4 separate regions of the Homo sapiens genome follow, and all the other regions are linked to region 2. The links are chromatin contacts, found by Hi-C or POLR2A ChIA-PET in ENCODE. All regions are on one chromosome and are shown on one strand. Each heading gives the region's core, a stretch centred on a gene start or an enhancer-like site at or near the end of the contact. The rest is flanking DNA. Distances are from core to core; before and after follow the strand shown.

Region 1 (3,402 bases), core at 124-2,623, 230 kb before region 2:
AGGATGGTCTCGATCTCCTGACCTCGTGATCCGCCTGCCTTGGCCTCCCAAAGTGCTGGGATTACAGGCGTGAGCCACCACGCCCAGGCTTCTTTTATTTTGAGACGGAGTCTCGCTCTGTCGCCTAGGCTGGAGTGCAATGACGTGATCTTGGCTCACTGCAAGCTCCACCTCCCGGGTCCATGCCATTCTCCTGCCTCAGCCTCCCAAGTAGCTGGGACTACAGGCACCCACCACACCACGACTGGCTAATTTTTTATATTTTTACTAGAGACGGGGTTTCACCGTGTTAGCCAGGATGGTCTTGATCTCCTGATCTCGTGATCTGCCCACCTCAGCCTCCCAAAGTGCTGGGATTACAGGCGTGAGCCACTGCGCCTGGCAGCAAAACCCCGTTTCTATAAAAACAAAAATTGGCCGGGCATGGCGGCACACGCCTGTAGTCCCAGCTACTTGGGAGGCTGAGGTGGGAGAATCAGTTGAGTCTGGGAGGTCGAGGCTGCAGTGAGCTGTGACTGTGCCACTGCACTCCAGCCTGGGCAACAGAATGAGACCCTGTCTCAAAACAAAAAAAAAAGAATCCCTACCTGAAGCCAGCCACAGTTGGAGCATTTGTTTCTTTGGGAAACTAGGAAAACTGAGACCCAGAACAGAAAAGCAGCTCACTTTAAGGTTGCCCAGTCCTTCAGCCAAATCTGGGTGGGGAAATTGGGATTAGAAATCGGGGATCCCTCACAAGCTCAGGTCACCCTTTACCTGACCCGGCAGAGGGGCGTCACAGACCCTGTAGTGCATCTGCGCTGGGCTTTGGAACGCGCTGCCGTGTGTATGAAGGTTCACTAAGTGGATTCATCATTCTATTTATGCTTTACTTAGGCTAAAATTACAGAGAATAGGTGTTCTCTGAGCCTTTCAACAGATGGCAGAGAAGCTAGTCCAGGCACAGACTCAGAGGAACTGAGAAAGTTAAACTAAAATAAAATCCTGCTTCAGATAACAGAAATAGAAAGTCCAGGAAATCTGAAGACTATGGGCTGGTTCGCTTTTCCAGTAGGAGAAAGCTCCCTCTCCACCCAGAGCCCTTCTCTCCTGCTGACAGCCAGGCTCTCCTTGCCCTCTCTCTGCCCCCTGCCCACCACCCGGGGCAGCACTGGCCTCTGGCAGTCGGTAGAGCTTCATGGTGCGCTGCATGGTCATATTTCTGCTCAGGTGGGAGAACTTCACTTCAATCAGCTTCCGTGGGTTTAGGGACCGATGCCAATACCTGTGGGGACACAAATGTCCTGTCCTCAGGGTTCTGGCCAATCCCTATTACAAGGACAATGGCAGGGAGACCCCAGCTGGCCAGCAGGTGGCGTGAGAGACACATCAGGTGCCTCCGGAGTCAGTGGTGTCACCCTGCTCTCCAGCCTCCCCCTCCCCACAGTGAGTGCTGCCAAAGCTCCTCCTGGATTTTCTTTCTCCCTATTTTTCTTGCTCAATTTCAAAAACTATTCCTTTGCTACAGCGGTTGTCTGGGGAGACCAATCCTCACTCCTAGAATCAAGTCAACGGAAAAGGACTGTAGTCATGCCCAGAAGATGATGGCAGAGGCACTCACCCTCCTCCCTCCTCCCCTTCTGCTTTCACACCTGGTGTTTTTACTTTTAAAGTTCTCTAAGGAGAGATTATTCAATTGTTTTAAACAACTTTCTAAGGCAGAGGTTGCCCTTAGATCACATAGCTGACTTGCTCTATTTGGTGCACACAATATTCAAAACAATTTGAGCCAACCATTTAAAACTTTAGGACATTTCCCATAAAAATCCAGATTTGGGCTCATCCCTAAAAACAAAAACAAACCACCAGTACCGCCCCCCACCATCTCCAAATGGCAGCAGCCAGCAGACACCAAGAGCCCTCCAGACAAGGCAGGGACTTGCCAATCTGCCATCCCTACAACCCTCCCGCCCTCTCCATGCTCCCCATCTGGCTCCTGCAGGCACCAAGTGCCCGCCTTACCAGATACGCCAGAGGTGGGATGCTAAGGGCGGAGCTGTGACTCACAGTGGCACATGCTCCTCAACTACAGTGCAGACACCCGCATTTTTGGGGCCTTACAGGAAGACAGTTTTACCTGCAGGTGCCAACGGGCTTTGGTAGTACCACCCCGGCAGTGTAAACTGCTTGGAAGATGCCCTCCAGGTGAACCCGCCTGGTGATCTCTCGGATCAGAACTGGAGCAACCCTCTTGGAACGCAGCTTCTTGTGGACACACAGGAAGTTGATCTCTACCATCTTCTTCTCTCTAAGAGGGGGAAAAATCCAGGTGACAAGGTTTTTAACAGGGAAGGGAATGGTGATCCCATCAAGCACGTGCAGCCACACCTAGAAGGACCAGGTCTGCAGCACGGGTGTACTTTTAGCTGCCACCTGCACTCAGTACTGGGACTCCCCACCACACTCCACCAGGCAAGGAGCCTGCCTCACTTCAACAGAATCTATTTCCAAAGGAAGGTGGGACCCAAGCAAACACCTTTATTTGAAGGTACCACCAGCATCTCCCTGATGAGTCCCTAGGAGTTGGCTGGGGAATCCCACCTTTAGCATGCAGGGAAGCAGCACAGGGAACCCACGGGGCAGGTCAAGGCAATTCTAGGGTTTCAAGGGTTCTGATTCCCTCAAGAACACAGCTGGTAATAAGCCCTGAAGACTGTGGCAGGCAGATGGTTTCAACACTTCCAGGGAAAATGAAGAGCAGAGATCACAGGCCCCAAGGACTATCTGAATCTGGGTCACACTCGCTCTGGCCCATTTCTGCTGCTGTTCAAGTGCTTCCATGTGTGACTGGTACAGGCGTTCAAAAATGAGCCTCTGATTAGCCAGGTGTGGTGGCGCATGCCTGTAATCCCAGCTACTTGGGAGGCTGAGGCAGGAGAATCGTTTGAACCCTGGAGGTGGAGCTTGCAGTGAACCAAGATCGCACCACTGCACTCCAGCCCGGGCAACAGAGTGAGACTAAGAAAAGCCTCTGGCCAGGCACAATGGCTCACGTCTATATTCCCAACACTCTTGGGAGGCAGAGGTGAGTGGATCACTTGAGCTCAGGAGTTTGAGACTAGCGTGGGCAACATAGCAAGACCTTGCCTCTATAAAATGTAAAAAATAATAAACAAAAACAAAAACAAGCCTCTGCTGAGCAGGCACACCAGGCCTCAGGGTGGGCTCCTTCCAACCTGGGCCACAAACAAGGGAGCTGGCTGGGACTCTGAGCAGAACAGGTGGTTCCTAGGATGAATCTGCAGTCCCCGCACCTGGGCATCCTCCCTTCCTGAGACCTTCCCTCTTCCTTTCATGGGGCACATTGTGCAGCCTTTTTCTACTCTCTCCCAGACCAAGCAGGATGGCGGTGTTGTGGGGGGT
Region 2 (3,342 bases), core at 102-2,601:
TGGCTCAGGCCTGTAATCCAGACGCTTTGGGAGGCCAAGGCGGGAGGATCACTTGAGTCCAGGAGTTCAAGACCAGCCTGGGCAACATGGCAAGACCCCATTTCTACTAAAAATACAAAAATTAGCCAGGCGTGGTGGCTCATGCTTGTAATCCCAGCTACTCTTGAGGCAGAGGCTGCAGTGAGCTGAGATTGTGCCACTGCACTCCAGCCTGGGTGACAGAGCAAGACTCCGTCTCAAAAAAAATAAAATAAATCAACTGGGACTGGTGGTGTGCACTTGTGGTCCCAGCTACTCAGGAGGCTGAGGCCAGAGGATTGCTTGAACCCTGGTGGTCAAAGCTGCAGTGATCCATGATCACACACCACTGCATTCCAGCCTGAGTGATGGAGTGAGACCCTGTCTCAGAAAAAAACAAAACAAAGCATGTTCGTATGAACTTTGCTTTCTTAACTGTTTGCACAATATGTGATGCTTGTCAGATTGAAATCATTTGTCAGGAGATGGTAAGGATTTAATTAAGCATGTGGAATGCTGAGAAGCAAAGAATATAACGTGGCCGGATGTGGTTGCTCACGCCTGTAATTCCAGCACTTTGGGAGGTCCCAGTGGGCAGATCGCTTGAGATCAGGAGTTCAAGACCAGCTTGGACAACATGGCTAAACCCTTTATCTCCGCACAAAATAGAATTAGCTGTTGTAGTGGTGTGTGCCTGTGGTCCCAACTACTTGGGGGGCTGAGGCAGGAGGATCACTTGAGCCCAGGAGGTGGAGGTTGCAGTGAGCCGTGATCACACCACTGCACTCCAGGCTGGGTGACAGAGTGAGACCCTGTCTCTAAAAAAGGGAATATAGCATGACGTTTATATGAATTTGTACTCCCTAAAAGATGGGACTAAAAGGGTAAAAATTATAGGAATTTTCATACAGACCTTTCTCCCAAGGCAGTAATAAAATATGCAGGTATTTAATAAGCACAGTGGACACACACATACACAAAATGTGTGTGGCCATTCCGGTGGACAAAACAGCAAAACCTAGCAACAAGATAAAATAGCAATTAAAATTTATTAGTGCTGAAAAATACTTAGTATCTTATGTCAGACTGGAATGGATTAATAAAAAAAATTTATAGAGCCTGCCTCAGTAGAGACCTTGAGTCTACTGAGGGTGATTTAGCTTGGCCCTGCCCTGACAGGATCCACAGCAAGGTGACCTTTTTTGGTTCCTTCCAGTGCACAATGATCCTCTAAATCTGAGAAGTCTGTAAATAGACTTCTGTTTAATAGGTGAGGGAGTTTCTGAGTGGGAGGAGATGCTGCTTTTCAGACACCAGGGGGCAGCACTGGGAGTAATCAATCTGAGTGCTTGGTTTATTGGCTGGGATGGGGATGTAACCAAGTTGGCTTTGCCTGTGGTTTGAAGGGTAGGTAGCAGAGATGCCGCTGAAACCAAACTTTTGTCCTTGCCAAGAGCTTTGTCTCCATAGAAGAGAGCCTTGTGAAGGAGTTCTTCAGATATTTCTTTGGACTTCCCTTGTCTCCCTCTAGCACCATGCTCAGGCTCTCACTACAGCTGACATGGTGTCTTACACCCTCACAGGTTGTAGGTGACGTGGACACCAGCCTCCCACGGACCCTAGACGAGCTTGGCATCCACCTGACGAAGGAGGAGCTGAAGCTGAACATCCGCCCCTTGCTCAGGCTGGTCTGCAAAAAGTTCTTTGGCGAGTTCACAGGTAATAATGTGCTCGTGGCCCCTTAACTCTGTCATCCTCGTGCCCTGCCACAGGTATCACAGCAATTTTTTCTCACCCAGCGATGGAGGTCAGAAATCTGAGGATCTTTTCAACAAACCACAGATTCAGATGCAGAACACTGGTGTTTTTCCTAGCTGCTTTCCTTAGTGGATGATGGCACACATTCTATCTTGGGAACCAAAAGGAATTACATTTTCCTGCCAGGAGGAGTGTTCAAGTAAATGAGATGGGGAGGCAGGCTCTGTGGTTCTGGTATATTTTCCAGGGGGCAGCCGGGAAGGTGGATGCTTGGGTAGTGTGAAATAGTGCAAAAAGCACTAGGCTAGGACTTGGGAGACTTGGTTAGTTACACAGAAGGCACGTGATACAGCAGAAAGACACTGGACTGGTTGAAAAAACCACCTGAGTCTGTCTCGATCCTGCCCTGGCCATTCCATGAGATGACCCTGGGCCAGCCACCTAATTCTTCATGACTCTGATTTGTTATCTGTAAAATCAGGGAAGTGGAAAGGGTGATGGCTGAGGGTCTTCTCAGCAGTCTCTGATTCTAAGTCCGGTGGGAATTAGGTGTCTGGGCCCCCAAGGTGCGTAGTTTTAATAGCTTATTTTGGTCTGCCCATCAATCTGACACACCAGATACCATTGAAGGCACACAGGCCTATCCCAGTGTGCTCATGGGGGTTCCCTCTTATGTGGTTTATTAATGTGTTCAGAAAACGGGGTAACTTATTGAATAGAGATGCATGCAGTGTTTCTCAAGGGGAGTCAGGTTGGGAATTGTTTTAAGTAGATGTTAGATGGGGTGCTTATTTTGTTCCACGTAAATGCGTATAGCCAATAAAAGTTCATAGATCGATGTACTTTAAACTTTTTGTCAGCTGAGTTCCAAGGAACCATGTACCACTGATACCTGCTGCTTGCTCTTTTCTGGCATCAGGGTGACTCCAAATCTTCTAGCAGCACATTCCCAGGAAGCAGGCTATCACTATCTATAGTGCCAGAGCTTTTAGAGCTAACAATCAGTCCCCGCACTTTGAGCTTTTTGACCATTGTGAATGGCTCAGTAACTCCTGCTCGTGCTCCCTGGGAAGGCATGTATTAATGGCTTTCTCTTCTCCATCCACAGGCTTTGTGGACATGTGTGTGCAGCATATCCCTTCTCCAAAGGTGGGCGCCAAGCCCAAGATTGAGCACACCTACACCGGTGGTGTGGACTCCGACCTCGGCGAGGCTATGAGTGACTGTGACCCTGATGTAAGGGCATGTGGCTCCCCGGTTCTCTGGTCTTTTTTTCCCCTTCCTGTGTGGGGATACTGATTTCTGGTCACAGGAGTAATGCCCACTTTCCCACCCTTGCCTCCCCATCCCCATGAGCACAGTCAGGCCTGAATGCAAAGCCTGATGTTGCCACCGCTAGTGCTATGACCTTGGGAACATTACTCACATTTCCTGAGCCTCAAGGCCTTGGTCTATAACACGAGCATAATAAAATGTGAGCGGTTGTTATGAGATTTAAATAAGATTAAGGAAGTGTTACGGTTGTGTTCAGCATGTTGCCTGGCAGATACTAAAGATTCAACAAAT
Region 3 (3,330 bases), core at 516-3,015, 180 kb after region 2:
CCTCTCCCCACCTGCTTCCAACTCCACTCCAACAGGTAAAGTTAACTCAATCTTCTAGGCATCCTACTGCAATCTCCGCTAGATAAAGCTCCATTAAAACATTTATATCACTATATTGTCATCATTTGTTTAAACATGTCTGTTCCTAATGGATTAAAAACCCCTGAGGACATATATTTTGTGACATTCATTTTTGTGTTTTCAGTGCCAGCAACAATGCCATACTGAAGGTACTCAGTACATATTTGAGGAAGGAGTTAGCCAGGACCTTGCCAGCTTCCTCTGCACTTCAGCTAAAGCCAACCAAATTCTTGGGTAATTCATTCCAGCCCAGAGCCAGGTGTTTTGACGTCAGCTGAAGCTCTCATAACTCTGCCAAAGAAGAGTTCTTGCCACTGGTTAGGCGCCCTCTAGTTGTGTGACTCTCTCCATATCTGTCTCCTTATCTTTAGTGATTTTGTTTGTTCGTTTGTTTGTTTGTTTTTGAGATGGAGTCTCACTGTCGCTCAGGCTGGAGTGCAGCGGCGCGATCTTGGCTCACTGCAACCTCCGCCTTCCGGGTTCCAGCGATTCTGAGTAGCTGGGATTACAGGCCCGCGCCACCACACCTGGCTTTTGTTGTTGTTGTTGTTTGTTTTGAGACGGAATTTCGCTCTTGTTGCCCAGGCTGGAGTGCAATGGCACGATCTCTGCTCACCGCAACCTCCGCCTCCTGGGTTCAAGCGATTCTCCTGCCTCAGCCTCCCACGTAGCTGGGATTACAGGCATGTCCCACCACGCCCGGCTAATTTTGTATTTTTAGTAGAGACGGGGGTTCTCCATTTTGGTCAGGCTAGTCTCGAACTCCAGACCTCAGGTGAGCTGCCCACTTTGGCCTTCCAAAGTGCTGGGATTACGGGAGTGAGCCACCGTGCCCGGCCTTATTTTTGTATTTTTACTAGAGACGGGGTTTCACCATGTCGGCCAGGCTGGTCTCGAACTCCTGACCTCAGGTGATCCACCCGCCTCGGCTTCCCAAACTGTTGGGATTACAGGCGTGAGACATGGCGCCCGGCCTGTCTCCTTATCTTTAAAATGTGGACAATAAAAGCATCTCCCCACAGGGCTGTAGGGAGGATTACAAGAGATAATGCATGAAAAGCTTTTGGCACAGTGCCTAGCAGAGGGTGGGGTACGCTTCTCAAAGAATAGTCCCGTGCACGCGTTGAATCAATGAGTGGAAGAAATAACTTGAGGTTGCCTGTTTATTTACTGAGTGCCTACCATGGAATCAGGGAAGGTTTTCTGCAACCTTTACTTTGACAGGGAAGGGCTTGTACAGGTGAAGGTGGTAGCCGTCGGTAGCGACGACGAGGGTATTCCAGGCTGTCAGGAGGTTCTTGCCAGACAGCTGTGTGGGAGTGGGCGGCCAGCATCCCCCGAAAGCGCGGGGAAGGCAGCTCGGTCGGGTGGAGGAAGCGATGGCATCCACGCTGAGCTCCAGTCCTGGGTAGTTATTAGCCGCGTGACTTTGGCCAAATTACTGCACCTCTCTCAACTTCCCGAACTGTAGAATGAGTCTGTTAAGAATACTCACATGCCAAGCATCTTGTGAGATCACGCGACCGCACGTATGCGAAGACGCGCTTCATCTAGAAAGCACAAAACTCTCAAGCCGGCCGACACGGCTGCGCTCTTTGCACTTACGGGCCTGGGCTTCCTCTTCAGGCATGCGCGGTGGACCTGCGGCGCGGCCCGTCAGGCACTGCGGTAGGCGCCCTAGGGGCTTGCAGGACCCTGACCCCAAGATGGCGGCGCCCAGCGAAGTGGCCGCGATAGCCCCTGGCGAAGGCGATGGCGGAGGCGGCGGCTTTGGCTCCTGGCTGGACGGACGGTTGGAGGCACTGGGAGTGGACCGAGCCGTTTATGGAGCCTACATCTTGGGTATCCTGCAGGAGGAGGAGGAAGAAGAGAAGCTGGACGCTCTGCAGGGGATCCTCTCTGCTTTCCTGGTGAGTAGCCTGGACACATTCCTTCAGCCTCTGGCCAGCATCTGAGGACCTGTCAGTACTTTGCACCCTCCCTCCCCTACCGGGTATCCCAGAGGCTCAGTGGTCTCACCTGGGAGAGGTATACTCCTCTGATATCTGGGCGGCGGGGGAAGGAGGTTGCTCCCCAACCAGGTGTGGGAAGCCTGAAAGCTGCAGGTACACAGAGAGGAAGGGCTTTCTCGTATTCTTGGGGACAAGGCCCTCTCCGATGCTTGTGAGTGAGCCGAGGAGGGTTCTTCCGAAGGCATTGAAATGTCAGAATGGGAATGTTATCATAAATATCTGACGACCAATTCCATTTCCATCCGTTTACAGTGTTCACTGGGGGTATTAAAATGCTCTTGGGAGGTCTGTGCCTATTACAAGGCAGTTCCCAGGGCTGTCCCATGACAGAAGCCTGCAGGAAGTGCCCTTTTGATTCTTATATGGATGTAGGAGTCCATAAAAGGTAAGCTGGTGGTAGAAGTCTTTTCATGCCCACGCAGAACTGAAGCAAACGTCGTGCTTGATCCATTACAGTATTTACAGTAATCATTGGTGGTGGGAAGGAGGGTATGAGAGAGATCAGAGCTTTAACGAAGAGAGAGAAACTTAGTCCTTAGCCTGTTAGAAGCAAGGTATTCAGAAATGTGTACTTTAAGCTATGTTTACATAGTAAGTCACCCAGATGTCCACTTTTTCAACCTGATCATTTCTGCTGCCTTCATCTTCACTTCCCACACCTCCAACATACACACTTATTAGACTGGTTATTACAGATTAAATTGGTTGTAGGTGCTACCTGTGGCTGTCTAACAAATTGTTTCCTTTTAAATACAAGCTTAAAAATAAAATTTACTTGAATCATCACTAAATGCTGTAGAAGCTAGAGTTGTCTCTGCATTCATGGATTAGAGGAGATCCTGGATACCTGATTGCTACTGTGAGAGCCACCTGTCTGTCCATCAAAGGCTTTATCCTCTGGCATTTATTACAATGGACAGGTTAGAAAAATGGGTTCTTTGTTATTCTCAAAACCAATTTTGAAAGGCTAGTAATAGAATCAAAATGTACCATGAGGTGGGGCACAGTGGCTCATGTTTGTAATCTCACCACTTTGGGAGGCTGAGGTGGGAGGATTGCTTGAGGCCAAGAGTTCCACACCACACTGGGCAACATAGCAAGACCCTGTCTCTACAAAAAAATTTAAAAAATTAGCCAGGTATGGTGGCGCATACCTGTAGTCCCAGCTACTCAGAAGTCTGAAGTGGGAGGATCACTTGAGCCTAGGAGGCTGTGGCTGCAGTGAGCCGTGATTGTG
Region 4 (3,248 bases), core at 63-2,562, 160 kb before region 2:
TTGGTGTTTAATAAAGTGTGTTGATCTGAAATGCCCCAGACCAACCAAGATTCCCAGACTTGGCTTCTTCCCACACTGGGCTGGAGTCCTCCCGGAGCTCAGGGGGAGGTGAGGGCCCCAGAAGGTGCACTTGCCATCAGGCTTCTCCCTGGGTCCCAGGAGGACTGCAGCCAGGCCCGAGGCACCTTTGTGGGAGGTGGGTAGAGGGCTGAGGCAGCGTCACACCTTCTTGCCCCGCCTCCCCATCTGCCTTCCCCAACCCAATTAGACCAGCGCAGACATAAGCCTTCCCTGCCAGGGCCTGCAGACTTGCTGATGTGTTGATCCTGCAGCCAGAAGCCTATTAAGGCTAGAAATGAGTGTGACGGATGCAAATGCTGTGGTGGCCATACTTAGTGCCCCCTTTCCCAGAGCCGCTTGTGCTGAGTCTAGCTCATTAACTTGCTGCAAACCCCTAAGGGGCAAAGAAGGGCCGGGTAAGGCAGTGGTGGGCTGCCAGGTGGGTGGCCAGGCAGGATGAGGGTGGCAGGAGCCTGCCACTTCCTCGGTTTGGTGCGATCCGCCAGGACGGAGAAAGGAGAGGGAAGGTATGGACCCCCACAGTGCCCTATCACCCCAATAATTGAGGAAATGGCACTTCCTAGTATCGGCAGCATGCCAGGCACTGCTGGATGTGTAAGACCCTATAGTTAACATAACACTGATTATTTCCATCCCAGGCTCAGAAAGATGGATTTGGTCCAGGTTGCAGAGCCAGGCTTCTGAACTCTCTCCTGTGCCCTGAGCCTCTTGTCAGGAGGAGCTGGAGCCTGGGGTTGGGCCTTGGGCTCGCATTCCGGCTCCGCTTGCCATGTGACCTCCTGCCTTTAGTTTCTACTCATACATCGTTAGGCTTCATAGTGGAGGACACTGAAAACCCTTAGCAAACTGTAAAGTTCCAGAGAATTAACCTTCCCTGACCCAGTGAGCTGGGTTTGAAGCAGGAATGTCAGAGCATGGCAGGTGTGGAGAAACCTCGAATTCAGCCCTGCCCTGCCCGGGCCTCGCCAGAGCTCCCTCTCCAGCTCCTCTTGCCTCCCTGCCCCAGGATCCCCTTCCCGGCCTTGGGGGTCCAAGGCGGCCTTAAAAGAAGGACTACTTTCTCCGAAGGGGACTTGAAGTTGAGGCCGCTCAGCAACTGCAGAGGTCGGGCCTCCGGGACCCAGGCCCGCGCCCGAGCCGGCGGCCTGCCGTTCGGCCGGCAGGTGGCAGCACCCTCCCGGGCTGGGCCGGGCCTCCGCGGCGGGCGCTCGCCGAGCGGCCTAATCTTCCTCCTCCCAGGCCGCGGGCGGCCTCAGACTCCTGCCGAGCAGCTGCCGCGGGAGCACGGGCCAGGTGGGCGCGGAGGCTCTGCCTGACCCTGAGCGCTAACTCAAAAGGTGCGTTGTTCGCCCACGTCCTCTGAGCCTGGGCTGCGGGCCCTGGGTGCCAAAGGGCGTGTCCCCTGCCCACCCACCGCGACGGCGACGGGACCCTGCAGCCTCCGCGTTCCGTTCCCTCACTTTGGGCCTTAGCACCCGGAGCGGAGCAATAAGACACCAGCGAGGGTGAAGACGCACACGCCTTCTGGGCGGGGGACGAAGGGCGCAGGCAGGCCTCTAAAACACCCCCACCCCCAGGCCCGACTGGCCCGAAGGTCATTCGCAGTTTCACAGTTTACAAAGCACGTTCCAGTTATCCCCTTGAAATCTCCCAGCTGTGTGAGGCAGACAGGTCCAGAATTTTACAGAGGCTCAGAGGTTGAGCCAAGGGGCCTAAGTAGCCAACAGGTATAACCACCAAGCTTCTTGACTCCCAGTACAGTGCTCCTCCGGCTATCTGCACTGCCCCCATTATACACTTTGGCTCTTTAGTAATTGACAACTCTTCTTCAAATGTTCATTCTCTCTCTCTCCTCATGGGGGGCAGGGCAGAGGCAGGGAAAGGTTTAGGACCTTCCATGATGAGCCTCCATGGCTAGAAATTGAATGGGAGCAGGATAGGCGCGCTGCTGAGCGCCCCTAGTTCTCACCAAGGCACTTTAGGTCAGAAGGAAACAGTCTCAGAGCAGGAGGGGGAATGCGATGGCAGTGATGACTTCAGGCCATGGGGTCATATAGGAGTGGGCAGGGAGACCCCCGGACATGGTGGGAGAGAAGGAGCAAAAGGAAGGAGGTGATGTGGTGCTATAGGTTGCTTTCCTGCTCCTTCCAGGAGAGACGTGGCTGGTGGTTCCTCATCCCACCTGCAGAGCTGAGGCTGCACCCAGCTGGGACCCAAACCGCCTCTCTTTGCTCCCCACCTTCCCCTCCGCTCCCAGTCACTTAGATTCCAATACAATTTCCAGCTAACCAGCATGTCGATAGAACAAGTCGGGCGGCCGGATTGCTGGCCAATTACAGGAAATCATTCTGCTCCACAGCTCAGCGCTCAGGAAGGGAGAGGGAGGGAGGGAATTCAAGGGAGCAGGCGCCCAGCTTACAGGCTGGGAACGGGCTTCAGGCAGAAGGCTGGGAGTGCTGCAGCCCCCCACCCCTGAGGGGTGGGGGGTGGGGGAGGCTCCTAGGGGCAGGCCAGCCCTAGGCTCATCCTCAGCCTCATGCGGAGCTCTGGATCCAACTTCTGTGTGATGGGGAGATTGGTGCCCCAAGCCACTAAGAGAGACAGAGCTGGGAGTTGAGTGTGGTTGAGGGTCCGGCAAGCGAGGCATCTTAGTGTCAAAAGGGATAGAAGCCGAGATAGCAGGACCACCCTCTCCCAGAGCCCTATGCACCAAGGAGTGGGCATCTGAGGGCCTGGAGGCTAGGGTCCACACAAGCAAGACCTGTGCTCTAACAGCCCGCTGTGGGCCACGGGGTACCTAGGAGGACAGGGGAAGGGGTCGACAGGGAGCGGGAAGGAAAGGGGCCACAGCCCACAGCTGAGTGAACTAGCAGCAGCCTCATCTGGTGAAGGAGTAAGTCTTCCACCCTGGAAGGTGGGGCACAGAAATGTGGGAAAGGCCAAGGGCCCCCTCCCTCACCTTCCTAGCTCCTCTGCCTCAGCTCCTGCCTCTGGCCCTCAAGAAAATTTCACTCAGATGAAAGGACCCCAGCTCCCCTCCTCTTTCCTTGGATCTGAATCTACCTCTGCCTTCTATGCCGACCTGGATGCCTCTTTGCCAGCCCCACCTCCTCCCATCACATCTCTCCCAGAACTGTTCCTGTGCCCCAGGCTGCCCTACCCGGCTG

Evidence for each region. Hi-C counts contacts between places; a loop is a spot of excess contacts on that map. ChIA-PET counts read pairs that join two places held with the same protein, here RNA polymerase II (POLR2A). Pooled maps may share reads with other maps.
Region 1: a loop to region 2 is called in a pooled map, with 4 times the contacts of the local background. The contact joins two enhancer-like sites. A Hi-C loop is called at or near these places in 4 of 50 pooled maps. POLR2A ChIA-PET finds 5 or more read pairs at or near these places in 6 of 52 experiments (H1, K562, PC-3 and 3 more).
Region 3: a pooled map shows a loop between it and region 2 (4-fold over the local background). The contact joins the promoter of CCDC43 here to the enhancer-like site in region 2. A Hi-C loop is called at or near these places in 6 of 50 pooled maps. POLR2A ChIA-PET finds 5 or more read pairs at or near these places in 2 of 52 experiments (HEK293 and activated CD8-positive, alpha-beta memory T cell).
Region 4: a pooled map shows a loop between it and region 2 (4-fold over the local background). The contact joins two enhancer-like sites. A Hi-C loop is called at or near these places in 6 of 50 pooled maps. POLR2A ChIA-PET finds 5 or more read pairs at or near these places in 3 of 52 experiments (PC-3, Panc1 and activated T-cell).

Annotation. Positions count from the first base shown.
Region 1 is chr17:45,097,267-45,100,668 of GRCh38, reverse strand. It overlaps NMT1 (N-myristoyltransferase 1), which reads right to left. Exons shown (of 12, transcript NM_021079.5): 7 at 2,117-2,287; 8 at 1,156-1,264. Among named protein-coding and RNA genes, the nearest start is that of MIR6784, 15 kb to the left of the region's middle. RefSeq lists enhancers at 1,079-1,128, 1,540-2,040, 2,041-2,541. Within about 2 kb of position 1,373, at least 10 of the 41 ENCODE cell types and tissues checked have a DNase peak (open chromatin) inside an H3K27ac peak, as active enhancers do.
Region 2 is chr17:44,863,325-44,866,666 of GRCh38, reverse strand. It overlaps EFTUD2 (elongation factor Tu GTP binding domain containing 2), which reads left to right. Exons shown (of 28, transcript NM_004247.4): 14 at 1,602-1,737; 15 at 2,885-3,012. Among named protein-coding and RNA genes, the nearest start is that of HIGD1B, 17 kb to the right of the region's middle. RefSeq lists a silencer at 1-104. Within about 2 kb of position 1,351, at least 2 of the 41 ENCODE cell types and tissues checked have a DNase peak (open chromatin) inside an H3K27ac peak, as active enhancers do.
Region 3 is chr17:44,688,211-44,691,540 of GRCh38, reverse strand. It overlaps CCDC43 (coiled-coil domain containing 43), which reads left to right and starts at 1,765. Exons shown (of 5, transcript NM_144609.3): 1 at 1,765-1,991. The coding sequence starts at 1,788. It overlaps LOC105371792 (a long non-coding RNA gene), which reads right to left. Exons shown (of 4, transcript XR_007065769.1): 3 at 3,248-3,330; 4 at 2,528-2,600. It overlaps LOC124904010 (a long non-coding RNA gene), which reads right to left and starts at 1,760. Exons shown (of 2, transcript XR_007065770.1): 1 at 1,687-1,760; 2 at 1,231-1,546. RefSeq lists enhancers at 1,635-1,774, 1,443-2,032.
Region 4 is chr17:45,020,140-45,023,387 of GRCh38, reverse strand. DCAKD (dephospho-CoA kinase domain containing) reads left to right here. Exons shown (of 5, transcript NM_001288655.2): 5 at 1-44. Among named protein-coding and RNA genes, the nearest start is that of DCAKD, 30 kb to the left of the region's middle. RefSeq lists a silencer at 1,007-1,356. Within about 2 kb of position 1,312, at least 22 of the 41 ENCODE cell types and tissues checked have a DNase peak (open chromatin) inside an H3K27ac peak, as active enhancers do.